Linked DNA regions of Mus musculus: region 1 is linked to region 2. The links are chromatin loops, found by intact Hi-C in ENCODE. Cell type or tissue: heart. All regions are shown on one strand.

The links. A loop is a pair of places that touch in the nucleus more often than their neighbours do. Peaks named below come from ENCODE experiments on the same cell type or tissue, not always from the same donor. Only the 100,000 strongest peaks of a DNase experiment are listed, where the experiment ranks them.
Region 1: a loop joins it to region 2, with 8 times the contacts of the local background. A loop is called at or near these places in 37 of 42 quality-filtered maps.

What each region holds. Positions count from the first base shown.
Region 1 is chr14:65,979,295-65,987,294 of GRCm38, reverse strand. It overlaps Clu (clusterin), which reads right to left. Exons shown (of 9, transcript NM_013492.3): 7 at 7,415-7,644; 8 at 6,266-6,441; 9 at 5,747-5,987. The coding sequence ends at 5,978. Gulo (gulonolactone (L-) oxidase) reads left to right here. Exons shown (of 12, transcript NM_178747.3): 12 at 1-508. Among named protein-coding and RNA genes, the nearest start is that of Clu, 15 kb to the right of the region's middle. In heart, a CTCF peak has its summit at 4,969 (motif pointing left); no DNase peak of the experiment used is centred here.
Region 2 is chr14:66,143,417-66,151,416 of GRCm38, reverse strand. Chrna2 (cholinergic receptor, nicotinic, alpha polypeptide 2 (neuronal)) reads right to left here. Exons shown (of 7, transcript NM_144803.2): 3 at 7,909-8,000; 4 at 7,452-7,496; 5 at 4,902-5,011; 6 at 1,598-2,630; 7 at 1-466. The coding sequence ends at 341. Among named protein-coding and RNA genes, the nearest start is that of Chrna2, 6.5 kb to the right of the region's middle. In heart, CTCF peaks have their summits at 547 and 3,679 (motif pointing right); DNase peaks (open chromatin) are centred at 3,706 and 5,326; H3K27ac peaks cover 250 bases; H3K27me3 peaks cover 840 bases.

The DNA of each region.
Region 1 (8,000 bases), 160 kb after region 2:
CCAGGCTAAGGATTTGGTCCTTCTAGGTTCTACTGGTCCACCAAGTATAGAGAGATCCCTGGGGCCTGCAGTTTTCCCTCCCTCTTCAGAAGGGATCTCTTGGCAACAGAGGTAGCATGAGGCATGCTCTGCTTACTTTTATCCTTAAAGGCCTTTCAGATGCCCAGAGTCTGTCTGTTGGTCCTGAGCAAGCCATCTTCCAGATGGGTCCACGTGGCCTTCTGACTGCCATGGCCTGGCCCTCACAGTGTCTCTTTCGGGTGGTGTTTAGAGTGGAATTTGCCTCGTCTTCTTAACCAGTTCCTGTTAGATCCCTGTGTTTTCTCCCTTCACCTCAGAGACAATTCTTTGGGCTGGGATCTCGCCGTGTCCCTGGGTTTCCCTGGGTCTTGGTTTCATCTTTCTCTTCACAGAGATGATTTCAGTTTATTTGTGGCCTTTCTGGAATGTTCCTTGGAGAGCCAATATGTTCCAGGTACTTTGTCAGAATTAAAAGACTCTGAAAGATATCTTTTTGCCCTTGAGGAATTCATATTTTAATTCTTTATCTCGTAGAGAGTTAAAATGCAAAATGTTCTTACCAACAGAATTGCCAGATCAGCAAAGGGGCAAAGGACTTGGATAGATATTTCTCTACAGCAGGTACACAAGGCCCACGGACACAGAAAAACATGTTCAATATCATTATACCCTAGGGAATGATCAGTGCATCCGTGATCAGTATCATTGCACTGATCATTAGAAAAGTGCAAATGAAGCCACAATGACACATTAGTATCAACAATAACAAATATTTAAGGGCAGAAGCTTACTTAAAATATGATGAGTTTTGAAATTAGTCTTATAACTTGATTGCCTATTTCTCATGTGTGTGAATGCCACGTTGACAAGCCAAAAGTTTGAACATGCCCACTGGGAGAAGCTTTGGGGCCGCAAGAGTCCACACTAACTCCAGCCAGAGTCTGCAGCCTTTGGGCTGCCTGGCAGACTGGGGCCTATGAAATCATAGGTACCTGAGCCCAACATGAATCTCTCGTTATAGATGTATTCATTGGTTGCTTTTCTTTGGGCCACTCTGAAATGGATTGGTGCTGCTAACAAGAGTAAATGTGGGCCTGGAGAGGGCTCAGAGCGTAAGACCATGCCTGGCTCTTGTAGAGGACCCGTGTTTGATTCCCAGCACAGGATCAGAAGAAGGCTTACAGCTACTGAAGCTCCTAGCTCTCTCTTCTAGGCTCTGAGTGTCTTGGGTGGAGGAAAATAATAGCAAACTAAACCCCAAGGTATTGGAAATCTCCAGTTTCCAAATCAACCCACCCCTGCCCTTCCACAAAAGAAGAAACCGAAGCTCAGAGAAGTAAAGAGACTTATCAATATCTCAAAGCAAGCTACAAAAGGCGATGTCTTTAAGCTCTTCAACCAAAGGTAGGGGAGTTTGAGACAGGCTGCATAGGCATGTGGAGAAAGGCCGACTACTTGTTGCTTAAAGAGAAGGTAAAGCCCAGAGCTGTCTGCTATCAGGATGCTGTGAAGAACACGGCCACCCAAGCCCCGCTGGGACCAACATGGCTGACTACATATGCCTACTGACATCCTTGGCTTCTCTGTAATGGCCCCATCCACCACTGGGCTTGTAAGACTGCTTTTCCCATTATTCCTCTGATGCCACGACACATCTGGAAAGCCCCGTAGAAGGACAACAAGAGGTGAACCCTGTTCTGGGGAAATCCACACTTGTTACCTCCCACCCGGTTTTAACTCACAAATAACCCCCATCCCATTAAGTTTGCTCATTAAGGGGACTATCCAGAATCCCCATGACTCCACTCTTGAAAAGCCCTCATTTCCTCAAATGTCCTTCTGTCCTTTCCTTGGCTGTGTGTCTCTCCATGCCCATGCTTAAACAAGCATGGATTGTCTTCTTTTTAATGGATTTTTATTTATTTACATCCCAAGTGTTGCAATCCCCTTCCTGCCCGCCCTGCTCCCCTTAACAAGTCCCAGACTTCCCTTCTGTATTTACTGAACTCCAACTTTACTCGTACCGGCTCATCCTAAAGATGGTATTTTTACCCCAGCAGTAGGCCAGGAAGAGCATCTGCTACTGCTGGAGACAGGGGCTCCTTCCACAGTGTATACTTTAGATAGTTTACATCTCCATGCTTAAAGTCCATGAACTGAGCATTCTATTGCAGACAGACAGGCAGGCAGGCAGGGACTTGGTCCAATGACAGATCTGAAACCCCCGTGTGCCTTCATTCTTCAATTCCTAGATTGCTTGGCTAGCCCAGTGTTGTGGAAACACACATTCTAATGGCTAGGGCACCTGTGCATCCTTAGGAGTTCCAATGGGTGTGATTCATTCTCTCTCTGAGCTGGTGTCTTGACAACTGAACAACTGACAACTGAGCAGGTGACTGCATCCTACAGGAGCCTCAGAGCTCACCTGGCCCCTCTTTTTCTCGTCTGCATACCTGAGGAGTATGGCACCCATCCTGCCGACTCTCATGTGCCACCCTTGTGACCCTGAGTGATGTGTGCTGAGCCCCCCCCCCCGATTTCTCTCCTGTTAGTTCTGTCCCATGTTCCCGAATTGGCTGAGCTCCATCTTGTCAGCAGCTTCCCAGTCAGCTGAAGCCAAAGCCTGCGGAGCCAGCTCTTCTGTCCCCTGGTGGCAAACACTAGCTTCCTCTCTGGCTGTGGAAACTCATGGGTATTGAGGTGTGTCTCTGTCTGCCAAGCCTGGACTCTAAGAAAGTGGACAGTGATCATCAGAACATGCAAGGATTGAAAATCGAGTTAACAGATGGATGCCAGTGTGTGCTGTGCCTTGGATGGGGCGGGGTGGGAGGTACAGCATCAGTCCTCCAGGCTGAATCTGGGTGAGAGGCGACCAACTCCACTTCTCTCCAGATGCCCACTGCTCCCCATACTCCTCAGGTATGCAGACGAGAAAAGGAGGGGCCAGGTGAGCTCTGAGGCTCCAGTGGGATGCAGTCACCTGCTCATCACTCTGAGGTTCTTGCCAAACCGGAATACAGGAGACACTTAGAGGCTGATGACAAATGGTCCTTGTGCCCCGGAGTCTCTGGCTCTAGATAGGACAAACTTAGACAAGTTGACCAGGCCACCTGTGTGGTGGCCCAAATGTGCATGTCCCCACAGGCTCACATGCCTGACCATTTGATCTCCAAGTGGTGGAGATGTTTGAGAGAGGTTATAGAACTATCAGGAGATGAAGCCCTCTGGGTTGTGTCTGTACTACCAGCCAGAATAAGCACTTTCTCTCATCAGTTGCTTTTATTGGGGTCTTTTTGTCCCAGCAATAGGAAGTAAGCAAAACTAGAGAATGGATAAACTGTCACCTGAGAGGCTTCACTACGACATTGTATGTGATCTGCCAGGAAGGCAGATGGGTAGAGGTGACTGGCGAAAGTCACTGAAATTCACTAACAGAGGGAAAGAACACAGAGCTCAGGGGACGGGATCTCTCTAGGCATCCCATGGTAGCCTCTATGGTAGCCTCTTGCAGATCTCTGGACTGAGTCTCAAGCTGTCTCCAGGAGGGAGACAAGCTGTACACAGGAGAAAATCTAAACCTAATGTGTGTGCCTGCCATGGCTCAAACAAACAAACAAAAAACGAAAACCTGACCATGAATGTCTCAGAGAAGAGAGCAAACACTGAGCTCCACATACCATGGCTGGCTTCAGATTTACAAGTGAGGTCCTCTGGTCCTTGTAAGCTCCCTGCCTGTGGTTTTGCCTAAGACAGATTCTATCATAAGAATGGGAGATTGGGAGCCAGAAATATAATTCCAAAGAGCCTAATCACATAAGCCAAGGGGGTCTTAGAATGGGAATCCACAAAGAGGTGTAACGTGACCACGCAATGGGGAACAGAGGTCACTAAAACCTGATGATGTCAGCTTTGCCTTGATGTCTTCTCTATGAGACAGGGCCTTTCAAAGACTAAGAAAAGCCCAGACATTTCCAGAAAATTCCAAAAAGGAGTCACCCATGTGGTTGTTGTTTTCGTGTTCTTGACATATGTTTATAGATATGTTTATAGATATTACATAGCCAGAGAAAGGCAGTAGCAAGTTATGTTGAAGGCCTTCAAGTTTCAAAGAACTAACTCCTTCTATCTTTAGTGCCTGTTGTTTGCTGTGGCCTTACACATACGACATCATCCACAAAGATTGTGAACCTTGTGAACGTGAGCTGGGAAAAGTGGTCCTTCCTTCACCCCCGACCTGTGATTTGCCCTAGGATACCCAGAAAGATAAAGGTGGAGTCACAGAGGTGCCTGGTACCAACTAACAACCATCTTTGTTCTCTTGAGTGCCTGTACAAGCGAGGGCAGTTCAGATCAGGGTGTCCCAATCCACAGCAACTCCATTCCAAGCCTAGACGAGTCCTCCTCTGCTTCCACTTGGCTCAGAGACAGACAGAGCTTCTGCTGGACTGCAAGTCACTGAGCCTGGGCAAGAACTGTGCAAACACTGATGCTGCCTGGCCGTCATGGAGTAATGGCGTAGTCAGTGTGGCACACCACAATAGGGATATTAGCATCAGAGGTGAAACTGGAAACAGCCCAGAGGCAAACAGCTCGTTCTGAACCTCGTGAGCTTTCTCGTCACAGTGTAACAACATTTGTTATCTCGCAGACTGGCTCCATGCTCACTGGTCCTACACTGTCTCTTCATTTTCCTTGTGCATACTCAATTGACCAAGCTCCTCTAGAAAACACCAGGAAAGACTAGGTCTGGAGAGGACACTGCGCTAGAAGCCTTGGTAGCTATAAGGCCACAGTGAATTCCTTGGGTTTCTTCATCTGATATTTACTAGCTTCAGAACTAATAACTAAATGCCCTCTGTCATTCACTATGGCTTCTCTCAACTTCTGCAGATAACACACTAGATGTGCGCCATAGGGATGTAGACTATGGCTGGACAGCGTCACCTGCTGGCAGCACCTGGTACTGCAGCTAACTTAACAGTTCAGGGTGAGCAGTGAACTAAAAAGCAGTGAACTAAAAACCATGAAAGCAGAGAGATAAACAACCAATAAAGGGGTATAGACTGTATGGAAGGACGGTGATGTGAGATGCCATGATTCAGAAGGTGCCCCAGGTTTCCGAGTTCTTACAAATAAAATCTTCATGTGGCTTCCTGCTGATCAGTTTCCTCAGGGAATTGTCAGTTACACAGTAAAACACCCACTTGTCCCACTAGCAGCCTCCTTTGCCTCGATGTCAGTGCCTCCTCTGGGAGACCGCTCCACCTTGTCAGAACTCACAGACAGTGTTGTAACGGGAAGGGAAAGTCTCTGACTTCAGGAATTCACCTCCGTGGCTCATTGGAACATACCTCTCTCAAAGCTGAAGGTGCCCCAATTGTCATGAGTACTCTACAGTGTATGGAGACCCCTATATAGTCTCAGCTGTTCATTTTTATATGCATGACCTCGTGTCGCTCTTTGGTCTCTTTCTACCCATGTGTTCTGAGACAAGATCTCTCACTGGAACCTGAGGCTCACCGAACACCAGCAAGTTCCTCTTTCCTCTGTTCTGATAGCGCCGAGGTTAAATTACAAGAGGGTGCCACCATGCCTGACTTTTCCAAACTCATGTTCGTGTGGCAAGTGCTTTAGCAACTGACCCGGCTATTATCCTTGTTTCCCCTCCATACCAAACCAAGATGTGCAGCCTGCAGGAGGATTAAATAAAAAACAGACCCAAGGGACACGTATCGCAAGGCGGCTTTTATTGGATTAGTTGCGTGGGGGAATCAGTTCTTCCCGAGAGCAGCAAGTGCAGGCATTAGTGTACAGAATCCAGAGGAAGGGCAGGCTGCTTGGGTGAGGCCTACTCGCCTGGAGACATGTGGAGTTCTCTAGGGGTCTGCAGCCACCTCGGGGAGCTGGGAGATTCCCTCCCAGACACTCCTACATATAGGAAGGTGATGCTTCTATCTCATTCCGCACTTGAAAAAAAAAAAGAGGAGAGTGGATAAGAGAATCAGTATCCCCCAAGAAGCAGCCGCCAACACCCACATCCTTAACCATCAAGGAAAAACATTTCCCAGAGCAAAGAAAGTAAAATCCCCGGGGTTTTCCTAGCTTCCCCGTGGGCTCTGGCCTCAGGGATAGGCCACGTGCCCAGAATGCATAGTCTGTTCCTTGTCTGGACTCCTGAGGACTTTCCAGGCCTCCAGGGTCTTGTTTACCAGTCCCTGGGGTCACAGAAAGGCTGCCCGCTTACCGGCTTTTCCTGCGGTATTCCTGTAGCGCCTTCTCCGCCACTGTGTCCATAAACTTAGGGTTATCCTTAGAGACTTCTTCTGGTAACACCACTGTGATGGGGTCAGAGTCAAACAGCTTCACCACCACCTCAGTGACACGGGAGGGGACCTCTGAGTCAGAGGAATGGGTGGTCACCTAGAGGAAGGCAGGAGAAGTGTCTCTACGGGATGGCTGCAGAGTGCACCCTTCTCTGTCAAAGGATATGGAACTGCCCTTTGCCCCCTTCAGCCAGATATGGATCTGCGGGTTATCTGTCATTTCTGGATGCCTAGAGAATTCCGAGCAAAACTATCTCGGTTTTTTTGTTTGTGTGTTTGTTTGCTTGCTTGCTTCTTTGTTTGTTTTTTCGAGACAGGGTTTCTCTGTATAGCCCTGGCTATCCTGGAACTCACTCTGTAGACCAGGCTGGCCTCGAACTCAGAAATCCACCTGCCTCTGCCTCCCGAGTGCTGGGATTAAAGGCGTGCGCCACCACGCCTTTAATGTTACTTAAAAATGACTAGCCAAGTAGGCACTCCAGAAACTTGAAATGATTTTTGAATGTTTTCTTCTTGTTGTGTTCTCTTGTTTTGCTTTGTTTGAGAGAGGCTGTCACTATATAGTCCAGCCCAGGCTCAAGCTCTCTACTCTCCTGCCTCAGTTTCTTCAGTGCTGGCTTACAGGCACGCACCACAACACCTGGCCCCAACATTTGCTTTGTACAAATGTTAGCCAGTCTGTGGTCAAAGGGGGTAGGGGTGGGGTCCACAAACTAAAGGAAACCGAGTTCTCACTGGCTAACAGTGAACCAATTCATGTGGCACTCAGAGTGGCCCTGGGCAGGAAGCAGCTTTACAGCCAGGCTGACAGGCTGACCCAGGGAAGTTGCCCAAAACTGTCTGTTCTTAGCAAACCACAGAACCTCTCTCTTTCCTCATCTTGACAATGAGACTTGGATATTTGACGGGGCAAAGGCATTTCAATGCTACAACGTGCATACGGTTTTCCTAGTCCCTGCTGGTGTAAATCCTAGGTGGGACCTTTGTCCCACCACATCTCTAAGAGACACACATCACCTCTGGATCACACCCGGGTCTCAGCCTCATCAAATGACTGGGATACAACTCACGGTGGAGACCCGAAGGTAGTACTTGTCTTCGCCCTGTGTGAGGTTAGCCAGCTGGGACACCCAGTTGAACTGGTCGTTCAGCTGCTCCAGCAGGGATGAGGTGTTGAGCATCTTCGACTGGAAGGACTGCAGCAGCTCCTTGTACTGCTCTGTCAGCCTCTCGGCCACCTGGAGCGAGTCGTTCAGCTCCTGGCGCAGGTTAGCCTGGGCAGGATTGTTGGTTGAACAGTCTGCCCAGAGAAGAAAGAAGCAGAAGGCAGAAGCATGAAAGGGAGGGTAAAGGGGACGGACACGCCCCTGGGAACCAGCTGCAGCAGCCACAATCTGAAGCAGAGGAACTCTTCCAGGGAGGGCTACAGATCAGCTCTTACAGTTCCCCGGACACGGAAACCAAGGTGCTGCCCCCTTCGTGCTTTGGGATACAATGGCTTAGCTGTGCTAAACTGTGTCAGAGCAGCGTGGCTGAGTCTTCTTTGGGCGGTAGACATGACCAGTCTTGGTGACCTGTCACAATGCTGCTGACGGTGCTCTGGGGAGCACCTATGCTGACTACCCCATGTTCCTGGACTTACTCTTGCTCCCTGAG
Region 2 (8,000 bases):
TTTTGCCATAGACAACTCCTATATGCTCTTTCAGAACTATCTTGCTCTCCCCCCATATCACCACCATGTTGTCATCACCTACAGAGCAGCCTTCACCTCTTCTAGTTCCTCAGCATCCCTAAATAGTTGTCATGTTGAGTGGTCTCAGTGCTTGTCACCGCAATGGCACCATGAACTGTTGACAAGGAGGATATGAAGTCCAGGCTAGATCAGGGGCCTCGTAGAAACATCGCAGGCAGGTGGCATTAAGTCAAAAGAATATTCTAGAGATGGCTCCAGTCACAGAAGAGCAGAAGATGGTTGTCCAGGCCACCTTGGAGCCAACATGAGGGACATCAAGTCAGATCATTCCAGCCAGGAACGGAGGGAGGAAGAGCCCGATGGTCCCCAGGAAGCAGACGATAATGAACAGCCAGAGGAAGATCCGGTCTACCACCATGGCCACATACTTCCAATCTTCCTTCACCTGGAGTTAGAATTGGGCTTACAGTGACAAGAGCCAGGCTTTGAGAAGATGTCCCTCCCACATCCAGCCTCATGGAGGCAGTAGTCACCAGGCCACCGAAGGCTTGCAAAGCCAAGGTTATCCCACACATAGAGATGGGTGGAGAGAGAAACAGGCTTAGCTCAGGGCTGATACATCCCTGGGAATCCCATTTTATCTTTTCCCATTTCCACATACTGCTAGGCTCAGGAGTCCAGAGGGACATGAGGAGACACTAGGCACAGGCCATCAAAATCAGGAAATTTTAAATGTAGCTCATAGTAGTCCCCAATAATGTGCTGTCCCATGCTACTTCCCCACACACCTGAAGGGGACAGAAAGAGGCAGGTTGTAGCCCAGGGCAAGCCAGTGTGGAAGAGCTGGAGCTTTGTAGCTCTTCAGCTCACAGGCCAAGCCAGAGGATCTACATTCTTAGAAATTTCCAAATTAATGATCAATGTTCTTATCTACTCAATAAGATTGTCCCATAGTAACCTTTCACTCCTCCTTTGGTTGGTAAGGGGACAGCCAGGTTCTGAACACTAAGTACTTACTATATGCAGCCCTGGGGGAGGGGAGCCTACCCTGGTTCAGCTGAGAATCTGCAGGGTTTGAGAGTGACTAGGGAACGTCACAGACTGCCCAGAGCCCAGATGGAGGAGACCCTCTACCACAGGGTAGTGCAGCGGCCAGCCATGCACTGAGTGGATGCGTTTGTATTTGGTTTCTGTACCTTCTCAGAGCAGTCTATCTCCCTGCCCTGCCCCGCCCCACCCCGCCCCTCTCATAGAGGGACTGCCCAGACAAAGACAAAGCAGATGGAGACCAGCATCTGAGCTCCCCAATTTCCTCACTCTCCCCCACTTAGGTTGAAGAGAGGGGGATGGACCCTGTGGTATTCTGCCATCGGCCAGGAAGTAACCAGAGGACTTCTAGCTAGTGTTTCCCTTTCATGATCAAGTCCAGACTCTTTGGACATGACTGAGGGTGACTGGTCCTTACAAGAAGAAGGGAAAGGGTTGCCCAAGGGCATGCCCTGGGCTTGGATTTTTCCCTGCTAAGCTGGCAGAGTCACCCACGGGGTGGGGAGGGGCTTTCCTCATCCCAACTCACCGAAGAGTCAGCATCCTCAGACCTCAGGTGGTCAGCAATGTAGTGTACACCTTCTAGTGCTTTCTGTATTTGAGGTGACAGCAGGATCTCACTAGCCTGGGATGGAGTCTTGGCCTCAGGCCCCATGGCCCTCAGATGCAGGCTGCCATGGCCATAGAGGACACCCATGGAAGAGTCTGGGAGGCCTGCACACATACATATGTTTTCATCTTCTTCCTCCTCCTCCTCTTCCTCTGTCTCCTCCCTTTCTTCAGCATCCATGTTGGTCTCCAGCCAATGATAAGTGGGGCTGAGCTTCAGACCTGGAGAGCCATGGAGCTCCATGGGCGGCAGGGGCCGATTCATCATCAGCCACCGGGGCACCCGGCCTAGCAGGGCCACCCTCACCCAGTTGGGCATGTTGTGCGTGCTAGGGGAACGGTGGTGGACATTGAGCACGAAGACTGTGATCACAATAGAGAGGGTGACGAAGATCATGGTGAAGAGCAGGTACTCGCCGATGAGTGGGATGACCAGTGAGGTGGATGGGATAATTTCTGTGATGAGCAGCAGGAAGACAGTGAGGGAGAGCAGCACCGAGATGCACAGCGTGATCTTCTCTCCACACTCAGAGGGCAAGTAGAACACGAGCACGGTGAGGCAGGAGATGAGCAGGCACGGGATAATGAGGTTGATGGTGTAGAACAGCGGCAGCCGGCGGATAACGAAGTAGTAGGTGACGTCGGGGTAGATCTCCGCGCAGCAGTCGTACTTCTTGCTGTTATAGGTTCCGGTGGCGTTGATAATGGCCCACTCGCCGCTCTCCCAGTAGTCCTTCAGGTCCACCGTCCGCTCCATCTGCTCCAGGTCGATCTTGGCCTTGTCGTATGTCCAGGAGCCAAACTTCATCTTGCAGTTCTGCTGGTCGAAGGGGAAGAAAGTCACGTCGATGCTGCAGGAGCTCTTGTAGATGGCTGGGGGCACCCAGTGCACAGTGCCCGTGAAGAAGAGGTGGGCCTTGGTCATGTGGGTCACCGCAAACTCCCCGTCTGCACTGGGAAGAGGAGACAAGCTGGGATCCTGCATATCTGCCTCTTCCGTGAAGCAGGGCAACTGAGTAAACAAACTCACTATTGACTGGCTAAGTAGAGTCATCCAAGCAAGGGCAAGATAAATCTCTCCTACAGACAGACGTATCTGAGTTGCCTTTTCAAATACCAGTGTTTTAATTGCAGAAGTAAAAAATTTAAATAAACTAAAAAAAAAAAAAACCACGATTGCCATTTTGATGTCATAATTATATATCTGACTGTCATAAAGACTATTCCTTAATTTTTCATATTTCAAATCATGGGACATTTATAGTCTGATCCTGTTATTATCCATTTAGTATGTTGAAGTTTTTGTGGTTGTTTTATGAGACAGGGATCTTACTATGTGGCCCCAGCTGGCCCCCAACTTGCTGGCTGGATTTAAACTTGTGATCCTCCTGCCTCAGTATCTTGAGTTCTGGAATAACAGGTATTCTCCACCATACCTGACTAGAGTAAAGGTTTTTGAGTGTTTTGATCTCCCTCACGATTAAATGGGAACTCAGTTCCAGAGGAGGAGGATCCTAGATCTTGTACCCAGATCTTTTTCGTTCCTTTCCAGACGAGACTAACATTTTGGCTGGTGAGGAAACTCCCTGTACTCTGTGCATTTAGCACAGTATTTGGGGCCAGTTTCATCTACCAGGGCCTGTACCTGAGGGATGTGAGATGTGGTTCCTGCCCTTGGGGAACCACATGGAAATGAAATATAGTCACATGACATCACCATGCAACTGGGCATTTGGAATGCTTCTGAGATCAGGAGGGACTTCTGGCTGGGCTCAACAGGATTACTGTGAAAGCTTAATTAGTTCTTGACCTGGGAGGTGAGACAAGAGCATAAAAACAGGAAGCCTCACAAGAACAAGGAAGAAATCGGCAGGCAGGACTCCATAGGACTCTGGGTTTCCCTGGGTAGAAATAGTCTTTAAACTCCACCCCCAATTCCTACATTCAACCCAAACCGGTAGTGATAATTTCGGTCATTTCACATAACTACCACTAGATGGCAGCAGGCCCCCATTCGGGGGAAGAGGCCATGTGACTTCACTGACCCTTTGCCTATTAACCTGCAGGAGGGTGTCGTTCACACACCCCTTAAATGCAGCTGTTCTGACTAGCCTTTGTCCTACCAGAAGAACTTGATGCAATCAGGTATTAGCAACCAGCTGTCTTATTGACAATTTAAAAACTCAGATAAATCTGCTGCTGGGACTTTGTTCCTGATCTGTCAGAGAGAACCAGAAACTGGAAGGATCCTAGGTGCCACCTCAGGGCACAGAGATGGGGCCTGGGGAACTCGGGGCATATGACTCCTGCAGAAGCAAACAACAGGTGTTTAAGGCTTAGACCACCAGGGGGTGACTATGCTATCCAAAATTATGTCACATGCCAACCCCCCCCCCCCCACACACACCACCACCAAGAACCTTCCATGCCTATTCATATCTCAAGAAGGTAGCAGTGTCCCCCAGAGACCTGCTTTAGAAAATGTTAGCAAGAGACACTGCCATCATTTAAGTATTAACGTCTGGATTTCTCTGTGAAACCTTACCCAAGCCAAAAAGGAAAGAATAAGTTTTAGTTTCTTTTATGAGAAAGTGTGTGTGTGTGTGTGTGTGTGTGTGTGTGTGTGTGTGTGAGAGAGGGAGAGAGAGAGAGAGAGAGAGATGCCAGTGCACATGAGTATGTGTCTGTGTATATATATGCATGCATGTTTGTGTATGTGTGTATGTATGTATGTATGTATTAGAGAGAGAGTGTGTGCTGGCACACATGTGTGAATAAATGTGTGTATGTGTGTGGTGTGTGCACATGTGTGGGTAGTGCTTGTGCATATTTGAGTGTGTATAGGCCTAAGGCTGCCATCAAGTATCTTTCCTTGACCATGCTCCATCTTTACTTCTTGAGACAGGTCCTCAAGAATCGAAGGCTTGTCTGGCTAAACTGACTGGTCAGTGAACTTCTAGGATCTACCTGTCTCCCCTATCCCCAGTGCTAAAGTGCTCTCTCTCTCTCTCTCTCTCTCTCTCTCTCATACACACACACACTCACAGAAACAGACAGACAGACAGACAGACAGACAGACAGACAGAGCGAGCCAGAGTACCACTCCCAGCTTTTATGTGACCACTGAGGATTCAAACAGATTTTCTTGCTAGCCCAGCAAGAGCTCTTGCTCGCCTAGTTCTCTCCCCTCCCAGATGCACTTTAATTAGTAACTGGCTTCTTACTTGTTGTAGAGAACAATGTCTGGGATCCAGATCATCTCTGAGGGGACGCGGAGGGAGGTGATGTTGCCAAACTCAGCCGGGTCCCAGCGCAGCTTGTAGTCATTCCATTCCTGCTCAGGGGAGTGGTCACATCAGAGCACTGCCCCACCGGGACCTTTAGGTGATCTGAGGAGCTGTGGGACTGTAGCACCCCTGTGTCCCTCTCCTAGCCCCCACAGAATCCACAGAGTCTATGGCACGAGGAAAAGGCTGCTATGGGAATAGGGCAAACCATTTCTGATAAGCAGCCCATTTTGTTCCGACTCTGGTAGTGAAAATCCCAGGCAGCCAGTGCCAGCACACTTGGCCCTCTAGCTGTGCCTCTGGCCCTTGTTCTGATGCTCCCCACTTAGTGAATCTGTTATGCAGTCACTCCTTCTCCAGGCAGGGCTTGCCAGAGACAGCCAGGAGAGTTACCCATGACCTTCCAACTATGCTCTGGAGACCTCCTGATCCAGGGAGTCCCAGCAGGAAGAGGATGCTCTAGGTCCCAACTGTGTTCCACCAGAGCAGGTCCAAGTGCATTTTAAAACCAGATTTTGTTATTGTTTATTTGTTTGTTTCATGCACAAGCTGGCCTCCAACTTACTGTAAAGGTAAAAAACGACCTTAAACATTTGCTTCTTCTCAGCCCCTCTTCCCAGGCTCTGGATGGAGTTCATGAGCCCCATGCCCAGTGCCTGCGGTGTTGGGGAGTCAAACCCAGGCAAGCACTGTATGAAACGGAGCTTTACCCTTTAGTTCCCAATACCGAGCTCTTATTCCCTCTCTGGTATATCCTTTAGGATTTCAGGTTCATATATTTGGGGACACTTACATCAAATGGGGGCATCTGACGGCCATAGGTCTAAGACAGATGAGCCACCCCTTCACAGATGGGGAGAAAGGAGCTTCCAGAGGGTTAATAACTTCTCCAGCATTTCAGGCTAGTCCTGGGCAGCTGCAGAAGGCCTGGTTCCACCACTGTGCCCTTTCCTCTCCTCCTCCACAACCCTGGCATGAGTGACCAGGACAATCGTGGTGATCGAGGATCTAGGACCACACCACCCCCCATGACATGACTGCACACACCTTTTAAAGCTTCCCCCTCACTCTGGTTCCCATTGGTTCATCCATAGAGATGAGGCTCAGACCCTCCAATGACTCCAGAATAAGCAATAGCAGAAGCAATTGGCTCAGAGCAGCCCCTGACCCAAGTAGCTATCACGCATCCAGAACCCAGTGAGTCGGGGGTTGTGTGTAGAACCCCTACAGTGAGCAAGGAACCTATTTGAAAGACTCTGAAATGGCATTGCCTTGGTGGGTTTCTGCCTGCTGGCCTCTGAGTCAGGGCCAGTCAGGTACCCAAGGGGCCAGAGTAGAAAGCTGAGGGCAGGGGTTAGCTTTCCTTTCCCATGTCCCTTTGTCATCTCCACTTTAAGGCCTTGGGATTTTCTGGGATGACAGAATGAGCCTGCCCAACAGTGGCCCATCCCAGAACTCCACACACACTCTCCTTCCATGGAGAAATGGTATCTTTGTCTCTTCCCGACTCTAGATTCTTTACTGACTGTGCCTATAGAATGAAGTAAGATGGAGGCTAGATTGCTATAGATCCATAAGTGGCTTTCAGCTTCTACTTTCTGTCTCTTGTCACTCAGGGAGACTTGAAGACACCAAGTGAGAATCCATCAAATCAACTGCCAAAGAGACCCTAGTGAAGGAACCTGAGAGTGCGCATGGAGGACCCCAGCCTTTCAGAATCTTCCAGAGCTTTCCAAATATCCATGTAAAAGACAGACATGTAAGGCAGTGGCCCTCAACCTTCCTAATGCTGCAGTGCTTTAATACAGTTCCTCGTGCTGTGATGACCCCCGAGCAGAAAGCTATGTCATTGCTATTTCATAACTGTACTTTTGCTACTGTTATGAGAATAATGTAAATATTTTTGGAGATAGAGGTTTGCCAACAGGCTGTGACCCAGAGATTGAAAACTGCTGATGTAAGGGAAGCCATTTTAGACAGTAACACACTAACCACAGCTGGCCAGGTGCCGCCAAGTACCTTAGTCACCATTTGAAGCAGAGAAAGCCATCTGACCACCAGACCACAAATGTGTGATAAATGGGTCATTGCTTTATGCTTGTGAGCTCTGGGGTCATTTGCCAGGTAGCACAGACTCTAAGCCACTCCTAGGAGATGGACCTTGGAGCTGGGCATACCTGGGTACCCCCTTGTCCTATGATGAAGGGAGCCGATTCAGTGAGCTGTCTTGTAAACCTGGGACTATGAGATGCTTGTTCCTAGAAAGGCATCCCTTGGTGCTGTGGGTGAAAAGAACAGTTGAGTAAGAGACTGGCCAAACAAAAGCCAGCCCCCGGAGAGAGCAGCCTGCAGTACCACAGCTGCCTCACCTCTTAGGTGACTACTGATCATGACCCATGAATTTAGCATCTTGCCGATAGATAATGAGGGTCCTAGAAGGGTCTGGAGACTGCACAAGTCTGCCAATTCCTACTATGGAAGACTCACCTGCTTTAGCCAGACATTGGTGGTCATCATTTGATTCTTCTCATCCTGGGGTAGCAGAGATAGAAAGTAAAATAGTTGGGGTATCTGATGAACCATCCCAGAAGACAGAGTGTATAGGAGGCACTTTGAGGATCTACTCATAGGACACTCAAAGCCCAGCCACCCTTCCTGTCACCAGTACTCTGATTCCTCAGGGTCACCCAATCACAGAGGAGGGGAGTTGAACATGTGTTTTAGACAACCTATGCTCTTGGGGGCTCCAAGGAATGGGAACAAAGGGACCATGGCAACACAACAAGGTAGCTGCATGCTGTGTCCAGGGTGGGCTTTGAGGGCTGGTGGGAGAAGGGCTGAGCTGAATCCAAGGAGGACCAAGAGAGAGATCGTGTGGGCTGGGGGCGGGGGGGGGTGGGGTGGGCGCTGATTAAGGGAGTGCAGCATGAAAAGGCAGGCCCACCACATCTATGAGCTGTGCAATGGATAGTCCAAAGCGCACGATGACCACATCGGAAGTGTTGGGCACTGGCCGTGCCCAGCGATTGTAGCCTC